Regions from separate parts of the Homo sapiens genome. Here all the other regions are linked to region 1. The links are chromatin contacts, found by Hi-C or POLR2A ChIA-PET in ENCODE. All regions are on one chromosome and are shown on one strand. Each heading gives the region's core, a stretch centred on a gene start or an enhancer-like site at or near the end of the contact. The rest is flanking DNA. Distances are from core to core; before and after follow the strand shown.

Evidence for each region. A loop is a pair of places that touch in the nucleus more often than their neighbours do. ChIA-PET counts read pairs that join two places held with the same protein, here RNA polymerase II (POLR2A). Pooled maps may share reads with other maps.
Region 2: a loop to region 1 is called in a pooled map, with 3 times the contacts of the local background. The contact joins two enhancer-like sites. A Hi-C loop is called at or near these places in 2 of 168 maps with a recorded cell type or tissue (CD8-positive, alpha-beta T cell and naive thymus-derived CD4-positive, alpha-beta T cell) and 3 of 50 pooled maps.
Region 3: a map of B cell shows a loop between it and region 1 (7-fold over the local background). The contact joins the promoter of STAMBPL1 here to the enhancer-like site in region 1. A Hi-C loop is called at or near these places in 3 of 168 maps with a recorded cell type or tissue (B cell, OCI-LY7 and naive thymus-derived CD4-positive, alpha-beta T cell), 5 of 37 single-sample maps with no recorded cell type and 10 of 50 pooled maps. POLR2A ChIA-PET finds 5 or more read pairs at or near these places in 1 of 52 experiments (HEK293T).
Region 4: a map of OCI-LY7 shows a loop between it and region 1 (3-fold over the local background). The contact joins two enhancer-like sites. A Hi-C loop is called at or near these places in 2 of 168 maps with a recorded cell type or tissue (OCI-LY7 and naive thymus-derived CD4-positive, alpha-beta T cell) and 3 of 50 pooled maps. POLR2A ChIA-PET finds 5 or more read pairs at or near these places in 2 of 52 experiments (MCF 10A and OCI-LY7).

Annotation. Positions count from the first base shown.
Region 1 is chr10:88,382,208-88,387,272 of GRCh38, reverse strand. The region is part of intron 4 of RNLS (renalase, FAD dependent amine oxidase); the gene reads left to right. Among named protein-coding and RNA genes, the nearest start is that of RNLS, 200 kb to the left of the region's middle. Within about 2 kb of position 1,597, at least 26 of the 41 ENCODE cell types and tissues checked have a DNase peak (open chromatin) inside an H3K27ac peak, as active enhancers do; they include B cell, CD8-positive, alpha-beta T cell and OCI-LY7, where a contact is called at or near this core.
Region 2 is chr10:88,823,507-88,828,486 of GRCh38, reverse strand. It overlaps ANKRD22 (ankyrin repeat domain 22), which reads left to right. Exons shown (of 6, transcript NM_144590.3): 4 at 2,372-2,449. Among named protein-coding and RNA genes, the nearest start is that of LIPM, 23 kb to the right of the region's middle. RefSeq lists an enhancer at 3,063-3,152. Within about 2 kb of position 3,091, at least 5 of the 41 ENCODE cell types and tissues checked have a DNase peak (open chromatin) inside an H3K27ac peak, as active enhancers do; they include CD8-positive, alpha-beta T cell, where a contact is called at or near this core.
Region 3 is chr10:88,876,876-88,881,932 of GRCh38, reverse strand. STAMBPL1 (STAM binding protein like 1) reads right to left here and starts at 1,688. Exons shown (of 11, transcript NM_020799.4): 1 at 1,295-1,688. It overlaps LOC124902551, which reads left to right and starts at 1,269. Exons shown (of 1, transcript XM_047426134.1): 1 at 1,269-2,199. The coding sequence starts at 1,511. The coding sequence ends at 2,038. It also overlaps the pseudogene PTCD2P2. RefSeq lists an enhancer at 980-1,089 and a silencer at 1,670-1,799.
Region 4 is chr10:88,024,433-88,028,969 of GRCh38, reverse strand. No RefSeq gene overlaps it. Among named protein-coding and RNA genes, the nearest start is that of PTEN, 160 kb to the right of the region's middle. RefSeq lists a silencer at 1,314-1,363. Within about 2 kb of position 1,334, at least 6 of the 41 ENCODE cell types and tissues checked have a DNase peak (open chromatin) inside an H3K27ac peak, as active enhancers do; they include OCI-LY7, where a contact is called at or near this core.

The DNA.
Region 1 (5,065 bases), core at 348-2,847:
CTAGTTCATTCTCTGTCTCTCTCTGCTCCCCACTTCTCCCACCCCCACTCTATTCCTCTCACTCCTCCCCTCTTCTGGGTTTGGAGCAGTTCCAAATACTTAAGGCTTCCGGAAGTTTGGGTTATGGATAAGCAAGGTTTGACTGTATATTTTTTCCCTTGAGAAATAGAGGACAGCTATTCCATGTTCAATATTGAAGCAAATGTTTTAGCAGCTTAATGTCCCTTGGCTACATAAAATTTAGTTCTGTTTATGTGTTTTGGGTGTACAGATCACTTTTTATTCAGATGGACTAGAGCATAAACTGGCATTGAGTTTTCTGGCAATGAAACGTCATAGCACTGGAACCTCACTGGGCTTTACAAAAATGCATTCAAAATATTTTAAAGTACTTCCACTTTATAACTGATGACAGAAGATGATAAATACATTGTGGTTATTTTGCTCCTGTTTTTTGAACTTTCAGTGCTGGGATTATTGGAGACAACTACCCTGAGATAGCAGTGATTTGGGAACTAATACCTAATGGCTAAGTGGGTGTCCTCAGCCCTCACATCCTGCTTATCTATGGAAACTAAGTAACATGGGAATGATAGCTAGAAATCCACCCTTTTCAGAGGACCCAAGAGTCCATCTTTAAATGCTGTATGGCTGGGTATGCTGTGAGGATTCTCTTAACACAGAACAGCTCTGCCTTCCAAAACCCTAAAGACGTTTGATAAGGAAAAATAGCTAACAAGTTATGCCTTTCTCATAACCTTTGAAACCTACTTAAAAACTGAAACAGTACAAGAATTTGCAGTTTAAAATGACCAGAGAAGTGGCAGAAAGCCAGAATTCTGTCAGAGACGGCTTAGAAAAGCTTAATGATTAACAAATGGGTCACTGCCTTCAGGCTCTGACCTTTAGAACTAACCAATTTTAGCCTTTTGGTTATGTTCCTTCAACTCGTTTTATATCAAGGAAAAAAAAATACTCTCTAATGGCACAGTACCACCCATCCAAAAAAAGGATTCTTAGCAGTCCAGTATTTGGTCAGTAGCTTTTCTGATAACATGGAGTTGGTCCTAAGCACAGTATTAACAACTGTTAAATTATATTTTTTGTTAGAGTTTAAGGAAGGCCCTAAGCACGACTGCATATCCTGCAGGTGAAATGTACGAAATTTCGGTTAACATGGTAACGGCTCTAAAAATACCTAGGCTACAGTTTAACCACAGAGTTTCCTCCTTAACGTAAAAAAGCCACCATCACGAGCTGTTAGAAAGTGCAACAAAAGCAATCTCTGTCGGACTTTGTGCAAGCAGGCTATTAAATCAGGCCTGGCAGTGACAATCTGCAGCCACTCTGCATCAAAGTAATAATTAAAGTTTTGCAAGCCCAAACAGCAATGCACAAACCACCTAAGAAATATGTTACATTGATAAGTCCTTTTTTTCTGCCTGTAACTTCTCTTCTCCCCTACCCCCAACCACCAGGTGGACTAAGCAGGGCGTGGCAGGGGCACCGTGACAAAGAGTCACCACACCATAACCACAGGGCCCCACCCGAAGGAAAACCTAGGGCAGGCTGCCACGGTTTTCCCAGCAACCTCTGCACCAGGATCCCATAGAGTATGCACAGGAGGCTAAATCACTCACCTGGGGTTTCCCATCTGGGCTCTTTGCTTGGCAGAGACAGAGAGGGTGGGGTCAACCTTTTCCTTGATGCTTTTGCAGTTAGCAAGTTGGAAACACATTTGACTCTTTTGAATTCTGTGCCTTGGCTATTCAGGAGTCTGTCATGTCTGGGCTTACTAAATTCTACCATGTCTAGGCTGCCGGGTTTAATAAATAGAAATACCTGACATCCAGTTAAATTGGAATTTTGAATAAACAGTGAAGAATTTAGTGAGTGTAAGTATATCCCATGCAATGCTTGGGATACTTACACTACATACTTATATACTTATACTACAAATAATTTCATAGTTTACCTGAAATTCAAATTTGACTGGATGTACTTTCAGAGTCTTTTTATCCACCAACACCCAATTAACAAATTGGTTTTTATTTGTTTGGGCTTTTTAACTTCATTTTGCTTTTATTTAGTTTTGCTTTGCCTTGCAAGCCTTGGGTCAGTGTAGAAAGGCTAATCCAAGGAAATGAGCTAGCATTTGCTGAGCTCATTCTTAAATCAGGCTTCATCTTAGGTACTTTTGATGCATGGTCTTTTAAAATCCTCACATCATCCTCTATAATAGCCTACTTAAAATCCACATTTTATAGAGGAGGGTACCTCAGCTCAGAAAGGTTAAGTGATTTGACCAAGGTCACACAGCTAACAAGGAGGCAAAGCTAGGTGTAAGCCTAAGTGAGTATGACCCCAACTGGCTTTCTCAACTACTTAGTACATCTGCAATAGTCACATTTAAATGTAATAGTTAATTTTTGCCTGTTTATCAGACATTAGGTTCTTTTCCTTAACAAACGTCAACTCAATAGCATAGATTTCATAAGCGAAAAGCTCAAATTGACAGCTGAATTGGGAACTGTTCTCCATCAACTCCTGGTACATAATAAACTATTTTATTAATCTCTTTACTAAAAATGAACTTCCAGGCCATTTCTGACTACTCCACACTAGAGCTATAGTTGTTCTAAGTGCTTTCTATATAGTAATTAATCTAATATTGAAATCAACCCTATGATATAGTCAGTACTATAATTTTCAATTTATAGTGTAGAGAAATTGAAGTTCACAGCCTTTCCCAAGGTCATACACTGGTAAGGGAATTAAGCATGATTTAATCTCATCTTCCTGGCTGCAAAGCCTAGGTTGTGTGGCTTTGAGGAATTACTTAGCCTCTCTGAGCCTAAGTTTTTTCATGTGTAAAATGGGAATTATAACTACAGTACTATCTATATCATTGTTAACCATCTAAATAATGGTTAATTCATTTACCAGTGTTTGACCTTGAGAAAGTCTCTGAACTTAAACAGCTTTGCACATAGTAAGCACTCAACAAACATGAACTTATACAATTATTTTGAGAATTATCTTTAGTAGACACCTTTGACAATAAAGGACATAAGAGAATAGTCTATGTCAGGGATTGGCAACATTTTTCTGTTAAGACCCAAAAAGTAAATATGTTAGACTTTTTAGGCCAAGAGTCAAAATCAAGGATATTATGTGGGCAATTACATGACAAGATAGAAAACAAATTTCTATAAATCTTTATTGACAAAAATGGAAAATTTGATAATAATAGTTAAGTATAATTTTCTATAATATAGGTCTACTGATGAGAAAAATTGAATTCTTTTATTGTGGGAGAGTGATAACATTTCACTTAATTGGGGTTCAAAGTTAGTGCTTCCTATCATCAGAATCAATTGCCCATGCCCATCTGTTAATGCTGATTCATAATGAGGTTTTACATATTTTGTCTTTGAAAATATCTTTTCACACAAATAGATACTGTCAAATACTAATATCTGTTGATGAACATATGATTTTAATTTAGCACAATCATTACTTAAAAAGCACTTAAAGAATTCTATTAGATTCTTCTCTTGGTATTTGCCTTTTAGCATGTCATTATATTAATTACTTCCAATTGAAGGGTAGGTGGAAGCTCCTCAATTGCACAGTTAAATGGATTTTGAAATAAGGAAATTTCATTTGCACTTGCATCAAAGTCCAAAAAAATCCACTGCTGGAATTGTAGTTTGAACTCAAAAGATATATCTGCTGCACGTTTGTGTGGAAATGGAGGTCTTGCTTCTTGTTTTAACTTTTGACAGCACAGGAAATGTAGAAAGCAGTTTGACATTACATGTGATTCAAACAACATTAGTTGTCACTGAAATGACTTTACCACAGTATAAATTTCACTTGTAAGTGCTGTTTTGCCTAACAATTTTAGGTTGAATTTTTAAAGAAACATTAACAGTCTGTAGGAAAGCTCATTTCCAAAACTATTCAGTATTCAATTATAGGTGATAGTGGTGCATCTCATTCATAAAAATTTCAATCTTGGCCCTGAGCTCAAACAAATCATAATGAAATGTTACTACTACTTAGCAATTGTTTCTGCCATGTGATAGAGAAGTAGAATATTCAGATTCTATTCTAACAAAACTTTACAGGACTAATGATGGTTAAGTCCGCAAAAGTAAATGAATATCACCATTGACACTACTGTTTCAATTACACATGATAGATTTAAAGATGTTCCACAAAGCACCGCTGATGAATAATATGAGTCACTATAGGTTTAAGATGCCTTACATTTTGAAAAGCTATATGAATTTGTACAATTAAACCCTTTTTCTGCTTTAAAATAAATATTTTACCACCGTCTATTGGAACACATCTTAGAAGATTCCCCTTCAGGTTGTGCAGAATTTGTGTTCTCTCAGTTTTTTTGGAAATGTTGTCACCTATAGTTTTACAATGCAGGCTATTCATTAGGCTAATTCTTTAATCACTGTAGACTCAGAATTGACTCCTCAAATAAATAATAACTGAGTGGTATCAGCTATATCTGTCAACTCATCAAGATGCAAGGAAAACCACTCAAAATTACTTGCCTTGTCTTTTAATCAACAATTGCCATTGCTTCCAGTATTCTCAACTATTCAAGCAACTGTTCTCACCAAAAAGCTAATAGTCTTAAACAGGTTTGTTCTATCTGGATAATTTATTCAACTGCTATAATCAAACACAATTTAATTTATTCATCCTCAGTAAATAGCTTTCCTTGCTTGGGAAACAAATGAGCTACTCAGAAAATTATTTTTGATGCAGTGTTATTTGCACTTTTTATTTTTGTGAAAAAATTCTACTGTGATGATATATTCAATTTAATTTTTTATTTCTATGACTATTGGTTACTGGTGAGTTGAGAATAATGTGATGAGTGTTTAACCTAGAAATGCCTGTATATATTGTATTTTTTTAGCATAGCCAAAGTGTCATGCACAATAGACACAATGCTTTGCCATCTAATTTGATAACAGTCATCTACACTCCACTGTACCTGTCATTTGAAGTCCACTTTTCTCTTCTTTTACTGTTT
Region 2 (4,980 bases), core at 1,842-4,341, 440 kb before region 1:
CAGTGAGATGTTGAAAAGAAATAAAAACAAAAAAAGCCTTTGGTTTGTATTCTGTAATTGACATGTTCAACATACATCCAATGCTATAATTGAAGTACAGCAAGAAGAAAGCTAGCAAAAATAGTTAATCAATGGTAACATAATCCATGCAATGTTGATTTAGAAAAATAATTTAACCTTAACTAAGACTTTTCTGAAGGGAGCAAAAAAATTCTGAATATTAAAAAACACCCCTTCTAATATTTTTTTCTCCTTTTTTTAAAAGAGGAGTTTGTGTTTTTGGATTTATCTTTCTGACTTACTGATTTTTAAGTACTCCTCTGGTGGTGTGTTGAAAAACAGATCCTAAAAGTTTGCATCCAGAAGCTGACACACACAGAAGATACTTGTTGAGAATTTAAGCCCATTTTCACCTTGATGAATTTCTTCATGCTTGGATGAATCTTGGCAGACAGCAATTTTCTTGAATAAAGAAAGATGTAGTTGGTATAGAGATGCAGTCATATGAGGAGTAGAAGATGAAGCTTGAGATGGTTTTTGGTTTTTTTTCCCAATAGGGTAACAGATCTGCACTGACTTACTCACTTTTATCCATCTAGTTTCCTTTGTGCCCAGTTCCACTTCTCAGACATGACTCAAGAGATGCATAATTTACTTTAATTAAATGACCAAGCTCCCTCCTTGTTGTAGCTCATAAACTGTGAATATTGGTTACACCTGTTAACATCAGCCGCAGAACAAGTCTGCCCGTCAAAAATGTTATTATTTCATTGGGTATTTAAATGCCACAGAATTTGAGGAACTATAATTAAACATGACAATGTTGATTTTTATATTTGGATTTATAGGAGAGAGAAAAGAACTTTAATTCACTAATAAAAATATAATCTGCTCATATCCTCGAAGAATTCTTTAAAAATTCATTATGTATTTAGCACATAGCATTTAAATACATGTATTTTGGGGGCAGGGAGAATCTGTTATTTATTTACAAACATTTTTAGAGATTCTAAAGGTAAAAATTACAACTGTGATTAGAAGGCTCATTCAGAATTTATTGACACACAACTCTGCTTTCTAAGATGGTTCAATGTTTAGAGGCTGGAGGACTGGGCAAAAATAGTAATCGTAATGAATAGCTCAACTCTAGTTTCATGCACGTGCAATTTATTAATGGGGCCTAAAGTTGTAAATTTGTGATGAATTAACAAATAAGTGACATGAGAGGAAATGATAGGGGAGGAGAGAGGAAAGCATTGGGTTATTTCAGAGAAAAGTAGGCAGAGAAAGGCAGTTTAGGAGGTGACACAAGAGGGAAGCCTAAGGAGAGAGAACTGGATGGAGCTTCCCAGGTGATGACAGGGTTGAACTCCAGGGCTATACCCAGCTGAGCAGGGAGAGCTTTGCCTCTTCAGGAGACTGGAAGTTGGGGAAGACTCCAACAGGCTTGTGGTCAGAAGCTCAGGAGACTGGGAAGGAAAAGTGAATTTCTGAGGAGTCCTAGTTCATTTCATTAATTTGTTCAATTCTTTAACGTATGTTTATTATGGACCTACTATGTGCCAGACGCTGTGCTAGCTGTTAGGGACACAATGATGAACAAAATAGGCATAGTTTTTTACCCCATGAGAGTTAGAGGGTGGTGGGGAGAGTCATTAATCAAATGGCACAAACACATGTAAAATTACCATAAAGCGGGTGATACAGAAAGGCGACTGGTGTTAGGATAGCTAAAAAAGAGGGATTTCACCTGGTCAGGTGGGTCAGGGAAAGCTTCTTAGAGAAAGAGGGACTTGGGCTGATGAATGAAAGGTGAATATGCCAGGCAAAGAAGAGAGGGAGGAGGCTTCTAGGCAGAAGGAACTTCCTGTGCAATGATTCTCTGAGAATGAAAGATTAACAAAGGCCAATGTAAGTAGAACAGAGTGAGCCAGGAGGCGCAGAGTGAGAGAGAGGCCAGGGCAGGGCCATACGTGGAGCCAAAACATACGGGGCTTTGTAGGTCATGCTGAAGAGTTTACTTTTGTCCTCAGAGCAATGGGAAGTAATTGCACAGCTTTGAGCCAGGAAGGGAAAGACAGGTACTAGGCCCCATCCTCAGTGGAATTAGGTAGGTTTGGGGTGGGACCTGAGAAGTACATTTCTAAGGTTCTTAGGTGTCAGTGCCGCTACTTCAGGACCACAGTCTGAGAACCTGGCTTTAATTAATTGATATTAGAGTGAGTGAGAAGCTGGGGGAAATTTTAGGAAGGGTGCATGCATGCATAGGAGTGTTGGGATTAAAATGAAGCCTATTGATTAAATAGTCTCAGGCATAAATTGGAGAAACTATTTGTAAATAAGCCTTTCTTATAATTACCATTTGTAATAGGTATCAAAGACAAAGCAGAATGAGGCTCTTGTACGAATGCTACTTGATGCTGGCGTCGAAGTTAATGCTACAGATTGTGTAAGTTTATACTTTTAGCCATTTTGAAAAAATATTCAAAATGGTATTTGTAGGTAGCGTATTTGTCATCTGTACAGTTGCTTTATTTTCCTAGACAATTTTACATTTAGTTTTCTTTTATTTTCTCCTTTTTTTTCCCACTGACAGGCAACCTTGAGGTTATTTATATTCTGCTGAACTCATGGGAATAATACCTCTATTGATTATAAAGCATTTTTAAAATAATTGGCTTTAATGTTGTTGAGACGTTAAGGAAAACTAAGGCTCCGATAACAAAATACCAGCCATAATAGTTAAGAAGCTGGAGTGAGAATGCCCATGAGTAAACTCTGGGCTTGCCACTTTTTACTTCTATGAGTTTGAGCAAGTTGTAAACTTATTTTACTTTCAGTGTCCTCATCGGTAAAATGGGGATATGGATAATACTTATCTCATTGGGCTTGTTCATGTAAAGCACTTAGCACATGCTCAGAATGTAGTAAGTGCTCATTGAATGGCAACAGCTGCCACTGCAGCCAAAATCCCAACCCACTGATGAGAGGCCCCGTGTGCAAACTACAGATAAATAAGACAAAGGTCAAAGAAAAATCCCACTGATGGTAAGAGCAGTGATAACAACAGTAGCAGCATCCGCTCACTTCTTCCTGTTTATGAGCATAAGGTGTTGTTTTCACTTTCACCTCTGTGCTCTTGCACTCATCTTTCTTTCTCAATGATCACAGAAAGACAAAAGTTTATTTCTATGGTGTTTTGCTTATGGTGATTGAATAAAATTTTGGATTCCCAGTTCCTTATTGAAAAAGTAGGCAAGTGGAAATTTGATTCCAAAATACTAACATTCTATTTGTGATGCCTAACATATTTTACGTGTGTGCACATCTGTGTGTATTACCATTGTTTTATGATAGAGACCATGGCCCCATTCCTGTTTCTATCAATTATTTACATCATTTCGGTTTTGCCTATGCTGGTATCATGTTTAAATGCAGGCAGTTGTGTGTGTGTGTGTGTGTGTGTGTGTGTGTGAGAGAGAGAGAGAGAGAGAGAGAGAGCAAAAGAAAATAACTTTATGAAATTTATATTCCCTTTTATTTCAAATAGAACTTTTGGATAAATTTGTATTGACAGTTACTGTGCATTACCATTTCTTTAGATAGCTTTGAAATATATTAAGTAAGAGATTATTAAAGATGAAGTTAAAAGTTTGTTGAAGGTTTTTCTTGGTCTTTTCATTTAAATTCAATAGATTTAATATTCCTGCCTGTGACCAAAATTTCTCTAGGATATTTTCTCAGCAATTTATGTGTATTTCTCTCTCTAGATAGAGATATTGCATTCCTTCAGCTAGGCACAGTGACACTAGCCTGTAGTCCCAGCTACTTGGAAGGCTGAGATGGGAGGATCCCTTGAACTCAGGAGTTTGAGACACATGCAGGTACACACACAGACACCACTTCTAATACCAAAATTTTTTCAAAAACTATCTGAGTATTAAAATCTACTTTCTAGGTAAGACAGTGTTTTGTATTTTTGGATAATTAGACTCTATTTCACATGACAAAATTCAGAGCCAGAACTTCCATTTGTCATGCCACCACTTAATAAAAATAAATAATTGCAACATGATCTCCTATAATTTTAGAGGTGTTTCTAGGGAATGGGATCCAGAGCTAAACCTGTCTTGATAGCCAAAGGTACTATTTCTTCACTCACCAGCACCATGGTTGCTTGGCTACTTTTCCAAAGGCCAAATTTTGGACACTAATGCCCTAGCTATAATTTTTTTGACCTGTAGTGTTTTAAATTAGTACCAACAGAGTAGATGCACTAGCTTATAACACATAATATAAGCTATAACAAATCACGTTTGGGAAATGTCTCTGTAGAACTGCACTGATCTTGCAGGTGTCCTGCAGCAAGAGCACCCGACTTCTTCAGTAGGAATCATCACCAAAACCATAGAGGATAATGTTTATGTAAAGGGCCATGTGGAGACTCTTTAAGGGAAAGATGGTGACATGATCAAGGTGATGATCACCGAGGCATATAGCATGCGACAAAGAAACTTTGGCACAATTCAGCATCAGCTTTTTTAAGTTGCATTCTTTAGAACAGAAAATGGAAAACAAAAAGGCAGAGATTGATGGCTTATATGACACTAACATACATATACATTGAGACAGAGAAGAAATTTTTTTTTTTTTTTTTTTGAGACGGAGTCTCGCTCTGTCGCCCAGGCTGGAGCGCAGTGGCGCAATCTCGGCTCACTGCAAGCTCCGCCTCCCGGGTTCGAGCCATTCTCCTGCCTCAGCCTCCGGAGTAGCTGGGACTACAGGCACCCGCCACCGCGCCCGGCTAATTTTTTGTATCTTTTAGTAGAGACAGGGTTTCACCGTGTTAGCCAGGACGGTCTCGATCCTCTGACCTCGTGATCCGCCCGCCTCGGCCTCCCAAAGTGCTGGGATTACAGGCGTGAGCCACCGCGCCCGGCGAAAAATTTTTTAAGTACTAGAAATAGTTGTCTATCAATG
Region 3 (5,057 bases), core at 439-2,938, 490 kb before region 1:
GTGCAAATGGTAAACAAAAAGAGCCTACTGCTCAGCGACACATTAACTTGTATTAAAAATAAAGATATGTATAGTGTAGCTACACAATGCCCACTACAATCCAGTGGCAGAGTATATTTTTGAAGTGCAATGTAGCATCCATCCTGAAAACACAAAATTTCCAATGGAAACAAGGTCGGGATAAAAACAAAACACGGTGGCTTAATTTCTGTGTAAAACAACCGTCAAAACCTACCCTCAAAAAAATTGACACGAACAATCAAACATTCAGGTATAATTTATCTGCTGGAACAAATCTACGTTATTGACCTTGACAGGGCCTTAAATCATGAGACCATAAACAAGCATCCTAGTGATATCTATTATGTCTTCGGAAATAGCTTAAAATCCAGGACTTCATGTTATTGTCAGTAATGAGCAAGATGTTTGGAAAGCAGTGTGCTCACTGGGGCTTACTTTGAAAGCTGTCTTTTTTACTTACTACCGAACACTGATTTCCAGGAAGCAAGCCACCCCACCCCACTTCCCAGGCACTTGATTTTTTTTTTCAAACCTCTAGATTGGGTTCCGTTTCCTGAATTACTTATTCCTTACATAAATTTTCTTTTAAACTTCAGCAATTATGGCACCTTAGGCTCTGGGGGTATCAGCAGCGTGGGTTGTTTTAGAGAAAGTTCTGAAAAAAATATGTTTTGGAGACATTCCATTTCTTTGTGCATCTCACTGGGGGCTTTCAGCGAAAGCTTTAAGTTATTCAGGTGAGGGGCAATGTCTTAGTCGCTCATAAAGGGCATAAAAGTAACATCATCTGGAAAGGCATGGCACCTGCTCGGCCGGGGTAAAGGTCCGTTTTTCTAACCCTCGCCCCTCCCTCCTCCACACCGCGCCGCTAGAGACAGTGCAGTGGTCTCTCCCAAGGTCGACATCATCTCCAAGGCTGCAACCCAGGGCTGAACCAAAAAAACAGGCGCACCCACGTATAGGTCACGGCCAGAGTCCCGCCCTGCCACCAGCAGCCAGGTCTTCCTGCCTCCCTATCAAGGTGAAACTAACCCAGAGGGCCCAGCGGAGGGGCGCATACAGGCGGCGCCGATGGAGGCGGCCGATTGCATGACTGGCAGGAAGGAAGCGATCAGCCGCCAAAGTGCATTTTTTCCTCCCCTAGAGCCAGCCCGGGACCGGACGCTGCCAGCGGAAGGGCCGGCGCGCGCCAGGCCACGAGGCAGACGCACCCGCCGTGCGCACTTCCCCGTCCGGTGCGCGCTCTCACTCACGCGCGCGCGCCGCTACTCACTAGCAACCCTTGGTGTCCGCAGCCCGTGTGGGACGGCGACTGCGACGGCTGCCCCCGTGGCTGCCGTGTGGCCTTGGCATCCGTCCGGCTGCTGCAACCCGGGCCGCGGTGGCTTTTGCTGGAAGGCGTTGCAGCGGGGTGATACCGGCACCCGGCGACGAGGCGTCCGCTCGTTTGCCTCGGCCGTGCCTCCTCCCCCTTCTCCTCTGCCGACAGATGGAGCTTTGCTGGTTCCAGTCGCGCGGGCTCCGTGCGTCGTTCTCCTCCTCGCTGTCGGACACCCCAGCGCAGGGGACGAACAGCGTCCTCGCAAGCCCACGCGCAGGCCGGCCGACCCCGAACCTGCAGCAACCGTCCCTGCTGCCGCTGCTGCAGGAAAATAAATTGTCACTGCGATGGTCCCGGCCTCCCCTGCCCCGGCCCCTGGGTGCCGCCTCCGCCTCTGCCTCCGCCCCCTCCTCTGTGGCGGCGGCGGCGGCTTCCCGCATTCTGCAGAAAAAGCTCGCAGGTGGAAGGAAGCAGGGCCCCTGCGGATGGCCTAGAGCCCGAGTGAAGCGGTTGGGTGCGACTTTCGCATCTGAAACCCTGCACGTCTTCTCCCCAGACCGGAACCACCTAAACTCCCTTTTGCTCCACCATCAATTTCACCGAGATGGACAGGAGTGGTGCCTTTTAAGACTGCACAGTACACAAGCCTTGATGCAGCTGACCGTTAAACTGTCACTGGAGTCTGGGGAAGGATAGGGTTTTGGTGAAAATCCCACTTATACTTCATGTTAGGATTCCCTTTTTGATATTTATCCACAACTGGCTACGCCCACTATTAAGCATCTTAGCCCTTCCCCCTACCCCCAATTTGTGTGTACTTGGAAAATAAGAAGTATTAGAATATCTCCTGGATGTTATGTTACTATCACGTGTGGTGTTCTTACTACAGTTCTGGCACTGTGTCAGGCAGTCGGTACACAAAATCTTAGTCCATCTGCCACAACCCTGTATATAAAAGGGACTCATTTTTTGTTTTTGTTTTTGTTTTTTCCATGAACGAGAGACAGAGAAGTAAAATAATTTATCCCAGGTTACTCACCTAGAAAGCAGTAGAAGCTGAAATTTAAACTCTGATCCAACACTGAAAGCTGTTTCTATTGGCTTCACAGGTTCTATTAACTGATAAACATTTTATGGAGACTGCTGCTGCTGGATGAAATAGAGTCGCTTTTCTTGAGCTTGGTTGGGAGCTTACTTCCAAGTGAGAGAAATGGCTGCAGAGTGGGGTGGGGAAACACTGGCTTTTCTTAGTTAGCCTTTCCTCTGGAAACCAAAATTCTAGCCCTGGCTCAGCCACCAACTGAGTTATTTGGTCTCAAGCATTTCACCTTCTTAAGCCTCATCTCCCTGGATTCTTTTTTTTTTTTTAAATGAAGAGTTTGATTGTTGGAGGCAGCCTGCAGCCTTGATTTTTAAGAAGCAACAGTGTTGTTTTGCTTAGTTTTAAGTTGGTTCCAAATGTTGAAGTTAGGAAATTTCACAGAAATTCAGACTTTTCACATTTTCTGTAAAATCGTAACATCAGACATTTGGTCCATGGCGAGTTCTAGCAACCATCAGCTGAAGCTGAATAGCAGGTGTCGCCTTTAGACTGTGAAGACACTCTTCAGTTTTCCACAGTCCCCACCACTCCCATACACCCCCACCTCACTGACATTTGAGAATATGGTAGGCATTTGAGTTTGCAGTATTGAACCAGATAATCTCATGACCTACTGGACAATTTAAAATTCAGTGGTAATTAAGAAGGTTAGCCAGATTCCTAAAAAGCATTATGAAACAAAAAATTCCACGTACGTATTTAGAGTGGTCATTGATCATGGTCTTGCTATCTAGCATCCAAATTCTCATAAAAGCCAAAATGGCCCAATACCCATCGTCCCCTGCTCCCCAGCGGCTAGAGTACCATTTTGTGACCCAACATCAGCCTCAGAGACTCCTGTACAGTTATTTGAATCTGGATTATGTGTTTCAAGAAGAAACATTTTAGAAATGTCTCCATTATCTGTGAAGTGGGTTTTGTGTTCAGGGACAGTAGTGCCAGAGGTAACACTGCGGCAATGTCAGTGGTGTCCTAAGTGAGCTATTTGAATGGTGTGATGACCCACCTGTTGTAATTTCAGCTGCTAAGCTTCCCTTCCTGTGTAAGGAGACTTATTTGCCAAACTTCCTGTCTCTTTGGTATGCTACTTAACGACTTTCCAATATATTTCTCTTCTGATTCAGTTAGCCAGAAATGATTTCAGCGTTGTGACCAAGAACTCTGATATAGCAACTTTAGGTGTGATTTATTTCCCTTTTATTAATTGAGTTAATGAAGAGCAAGCACCAGTGTATTTATACAACTTTTATCTTAGAGAATTTTTAAGTGACCTATAGTTTTACTTGCATTTTTAAAGATTCAATCTCAATAGTAATTTAAAATCCAGATTTCTTTTTGCTCCAGAACTTTTGTTTCTCTTATTTTTGAGACAATTTTACCCTACTAAACCTTGAATGAAGATTTCAAATCTATATGCAAATACACATAAGCACTATTATTTTGCAGATGAGAAAATGAGGGCTCAAGTTACAGAATACATGAAGGCAGAGCAGTGAGGAAATCCTGGGCTATTTTCTGATATGGTAGAACAGGGTTTCGGACCTCCTGAATTCAGCAAGGGTATAATTTGCAAGTAATTACTCCCTTGAAAATCAGAGTTGACCACACTTGTAGTGAAATTCATTCCTGATAGTGCCTACTGGGTTCCACTCCAGTACTGGAAGCTGGACTGGAGACAGTGACCATGTTCCTTCACGGATCCTCAGTAGTGTGCACAGGGGAAGCCTGCTTTCTGAGGGAGCTGAGCTTTCTGTGCTTGTATCTAGATCTTCACAGTGGCACGACATAACTTCTCAGAGAGCAGCATGCCACCATTCAGTGATTTTAGGGAGGAAATCAAGTGTCACTGTAGTGTCTGCTGAAGTGCGATGCCTGCTTCTTAGGGAAGCCAATAACTCACTGGAAGCAGGTCTTCATACCCACAGGTGGATTGAAACTAGGGTTTACTCAGCCAACAGGGACTGGCCCAGTGCCTGGAAGGTCTAACAGGTGACCATCCTGTTGTTTTATGGCAACATGTGGGATTTCCCGTCCCTTACATTTTTAAACGGATGTCGCAGAGCAGAACATCCAAAGTGTAAGTGGTGACCTGGACAACGATGTGCAGTTTTCCATACATCTCATGAAATCTGGCCACAAAGACAAGCGCAACTTTCCCTTTTTTCCTCACTTTGGCCAGCAGTTCCTCTGAGAACTCACGTCTTTCAACGAATCTTGATACATTTCCTTCTGCAACGCCCTTTAGTATCTCCATCACAGTTGCTAACATATTTGACTGGATATGGATGATCATGTTTAAATTAGTAAACTTTATGCTTTCTGGATTCATGATGTGAGAAAAAATGGACATAGCTTTTGCCACCTGGTTCTGATGTCACAGGAAACAGGATGCTCTCCTGGAGAGAACTCCTTTGATTAGGGCTTCTTTTCTTAATGTAGTACAGACTTAGAAAGATTCAGAGCTATTCATTTTGTGGCCAATTGCAAAATCAAGAACATAGGTATCCTGGTGAACTTTCCATCTGGGTTTTTCATCTCTGTCAATATTTCCAAAGCACTTATATATTTGCTTTTGATAAATAACATAACCATCAAAATAGTAAATTGTGTGGA
Region 4 (4,537 bases), core at 85-2,584, 360 kb after region 1:
AGACTATCACTTGCATTTTAAATGCATCCAGTTAAGAGTTTCATTAGCAGGCTGGCCACAGGATAAGGTCCAAAGTCCTTAGTCTAATATGATCTCATGATCTCTGGCTGGAATAGGTTAAGCAGGAACAGGATCCCTGAGCTGCTGACATGAAAAGGAAGGTTATATGGCTTCACACAGGAAGTGTCACAGCATGCATTTTTCTGTCTCATCAAAGAAGACATTTTCAGCCTGGCCCTTAATCAGGTAGTGAGTCTTCCTGACGAAGAGCAGACTATAAACTTGCTTTCACCATGTGGCTGCAGCACAGTCTTTAAAAATGTATTTTCATATATATATAAAAGTTTTTATATTAAAAAATGTACATATACAGGTAAAGAGAGGATAGACATGTGCCTAACAGCTTAGGCTTCTAGTCCAACCAATATGTATTTGAGTCCCAGATCTGCACTTATTTATTGTATGACAAGTTGTTTAATTTCTGTGTGGCAGAGACTGGCTAGATACTCACCAAAATTGTTTCCTCTTCTCCTAGGTGTATAAGAAGATTATATTTCCCAGCCCCCTTGCATTTCAACAAAGGCATGTAATTGATTCCTGGCCAATAAAATTTGAGCAGAAGGAATACACTACTTCTAGGCCTGGGTTCTAAACCCTTTTGTATGATCTCCACTTCCTCTCTCCTTTGTCTTGTCAGTGCCACCAGATTCAGAGGACCTAAGGGAGGATTCTGAGACCCATATGAAAGGAGCCTGAATCCGTGAATAACTATGTGGAGTAGACACCCTTGACCACTAAGGTACATGGACATGAGCAATAAAATAAGGCTTTGTGTGTTACAGTAGTTATCACACTCTATTTAATACATGCTGTATACCTCAGCTTCTTCACCTGTGGAAAATATTAAGTTAATTACTCAAAGGAGTAGCACAATGCCTTTTACATAGTAAGTACTAAATAGTAGAAGCTATGTTACTATTGCTGTAGATATCATCCTTGTTATTACTGAGGCAAAGAACTCAGGTATAGATGTTGAACAAGCAGGCAGTTTTTTGCGCATATATTAGAGGGAAGTAAAACTTTTCTAAATATCAACTGGTGCAGACTTATGTAAAGTGAAATTTGAGCAATCACATTTCAGACACCAAGAATCATCCGCAAATAGTAAGTAATAAAGACCCTGAAAGAAGGAAGTGACTGATTCCTGAGCAGGCAGCGTAGGTTAAGGACAAGTGTCGGTTAAGGACCAGCATCAGAGTCAGAAGGAGGTCAGCAGAAGCTGGGAGAAGAGGAATCCAGATCAGGCCAGAACAGAAACTGCTCCCCAGGGCCACACTGGGCAATGTTTCTCAACAGTGCTCCAGGGAAGAGGAAGTAGTTGTCATCATCAAAATTCTACCCCCTGAACATAGAATGGTTAAATTAAAATAGAATTAAATACATGTAGTTCTTATTGTTTCCATAAAATTATCAGAGACCATCCTGGTAACTGCTATAGAGACATCCCCCACCTGCCATTTGGATTTGATTCTCGTAAATAAAATGAATCCTTCTTGTCAAACATTGCTTTAACAAGCTTTATTTCTTTTGTGATTTTTTGTTGTTGTTGTTGTTTGTTTGTTTTTGTTTTTGTTTTTGTTTTGTTTTTGAGACAAAGTCTTGCTCTTGTCCCCAAGGCTGTAGTGCAATGGCACTATCTCGGCTCACTGCAACCTCCGTCTCCCAGGTTCAAGTGATTCTCCTGCCTCAGCCTGCCAAGTAGCTGGGATTACAGGCGCCCGCCACCACGCCCAGCTAATTTTTGTATTTTTAGTAGAGATGAGGTTTCACCATGTTGGCCAGGCTGGTCTCGAACTCCTGACCTCAGGTGATCTGCCTGCCTCAGCTTCCCAAAGTGCTGGGATTACAGGCGTGAGCCACCGTGCCCGGCCACAAGCTTTATTTCCTTTTTTTTTTTTTTTGAGACGGAGTCTGGCTCTGTCGCCCAGTCTGGAGTGCAGTGGCGCAATCTAGGCTCACTGCAAGCTCCACTTCCCAGGTTCACACCATTCTCCTGCCTCAGCCTCCCTAGTAGCTGGGACTACAGGTGCCCACCACCACGCCCAGCTAATTTTTTGTATTTTCAGTAGAGACAGGGTTTCGCCGTGTTAGCCAGGATGGTCTCGATCTCCTGACCTCATGATCCTCCCGCCTCAGCCTCCCAAAGTGCTGGGACTACAGGAGTGAGCCACCGCGCCCGGCCCACAAGCTTTATTTCTAATTGTGTGTGCAACACATTCTACTGGCATTTGAGACTTTGCCAAGTCAATCTTGTCAGTTGTTTATTCATTCACTCATTCATTCATTCAAACATTTATTGAGCACCTACTCTGTGCCAAGCACTGTGTTACCAGATATATAGCAGCAGCAAAACAAATACAGCTTCTGCCCTCATTGTTCTTAATAGGGGGCAGGGGAGACAGACCAGAAAAAGGTAAACAAATAACAAATAAAGGTATAATTACATATGTAGGAAAGTAATCTGAATGTGAAAAAAAATGAAATCATTAAGTTTCTGATAGAGAAGAACAAGAGGGACTGGATTTAGAGAGAGCACGTGGGGAACCCCGCCTGAGGAGATGATGTTTAAGCATAAATATGAAGAAACAGGAGTTGACCAGGGGTAAAGTACTCCAAACCATAAAGAAGGATCTTGGGCAAGGCAAGAAGCATTTCAACAATTGCAAAGAAGCTACTGTAATTGGAGCCCAAGAGTGAGCAAAGGTGAATGCGGTGCAAGATGGGATTGGAAAGGTAAGGAAGTACTAGACTGTGCAGGGTCACAAACAAAGCTGGGGTCTAAGCCAAAGACATAGTTGGGGTCCTTTCCAAGTGCAACAAAAACCACAGGAGGGTTTTAAGTGGATGCTGTCATATGATCTGGCTTACAATGTTTAAAGTTCATTCAAGATTGCCAAGTGGAGAACTGGCTAAAGGAGACAAGAGAAGAAGCAAGCAGACCCATTAGGAGGAGGCTGTTTCCATTCTCAAGCACACGCTGGTGGCAAGCTGGATGAGCAAGGGGCAGAGATAGTGACAGAAAGGACATAGTGAGAGATATTTTGGAGGTAAATACTTCAGAACTTGCAGATGTGAGAGTGAGGGCAACAGAAGGATGAATGTCAACCCTCAGATTTTCTGTTTAACCAGCTGGGCATATAAATGTGAATTTTACTGAGATGGGAAAAGATGGAGAATAAAGTGGATTAGGGAACAGAGAAATCAGAAATTCCATTTTGGACTTGTTACTTGGGAGCTATCAAGGAAGCCTGGTGTCCCAGCACTTCTTTCTGAGCTTTCTTCCCATTCTTCCCTAACAATAACTCTCTGATAATCAATTTGGACTTTTTCCTGTCCCCCAAAGGCCTCCAACAGTAGGAAAAATCTTTCTCTCTGCATGATTTTACTCCCTATTTTCTACCTACCAAAATCGTATTGATCTACTCCCACCCTGCATTTACCATCAAGTTATTTATATCATTCATTTGAAGCGCCACATGACAGTAATGAATGGGAGTTACGAGTAAAAACTTTGGATTCACTCACATCTGGGTTTTAACCCTGGCTCTGCTATTTGCTGGTTGTATGATAAATTGAGCAAACCATTTAACCTCTTTGAGCCTCAGTTTATTATCTGTAAAATGACATAGTCAACCCACCATGGCAGACACTGCTATTTATGTTCCCAATGTAAGTTCTCTCCTCATTTTTCCTTCTTATAGAGCCCCAGTTTTGTTCAGGGTAACAATGTGCCCAGCTAAAATGCTCAAGCAACTGGCTTCCTTAAAGCTGATGGTAGCCTACTGACATTGTTCTGGCTAATAGTATATAAGAGGAAGTATTCTTGAATTTCTGGGAAAACATTCCTTTTCTTATATAAGTGCCCCACGCCCGTTACACCATCCTTCATCCTGCTTTACACACAGATGTGATGCTTGAATGGGCAGCAACTATGACTGTGGAGCTAAGGGCTGTAGAGCAGAAATATGGAGGAGACTGTGTCCCAGGTGGTCCTAACCAGGGCAACAAACTCTAGGCTTTTTGTAGCATGATATAAATAACCTCCTTACTTGTTTAAGCCAGTATATATTTTTTTGGCTTTTCTGTTGCCAGTCAGCAAATACATTTTAACAAACCCATCTACTTCATGGGCTGATTTGGTAAGTATTAAATAAGCAATGTCTATACAACGCTCAGTAGCTGCTGAGAATTATTATGCTACTCTTACCTTGCTATTTAAATCATTTTGGTATATATGTGCCTTGTTCCCTCAATAGACTGTTACATGACCTCAAGACAGAGATTTCTGTAGCGTTTGGTAATCCCTTCCCACACATAATGGGTGCTCAACAAATCCATTGACAAGGTGGCCACCCTTTCCTTTTCTGGAGAATATCAGCCCAAATTTTCTTTATCGTCCTCTTTTCTCCATCTATTGCTTTAGTTTTCATCAGCAGTGCCAGCTTCAAAGAGATGTTTTTCTGTAATCTTTTTAAAA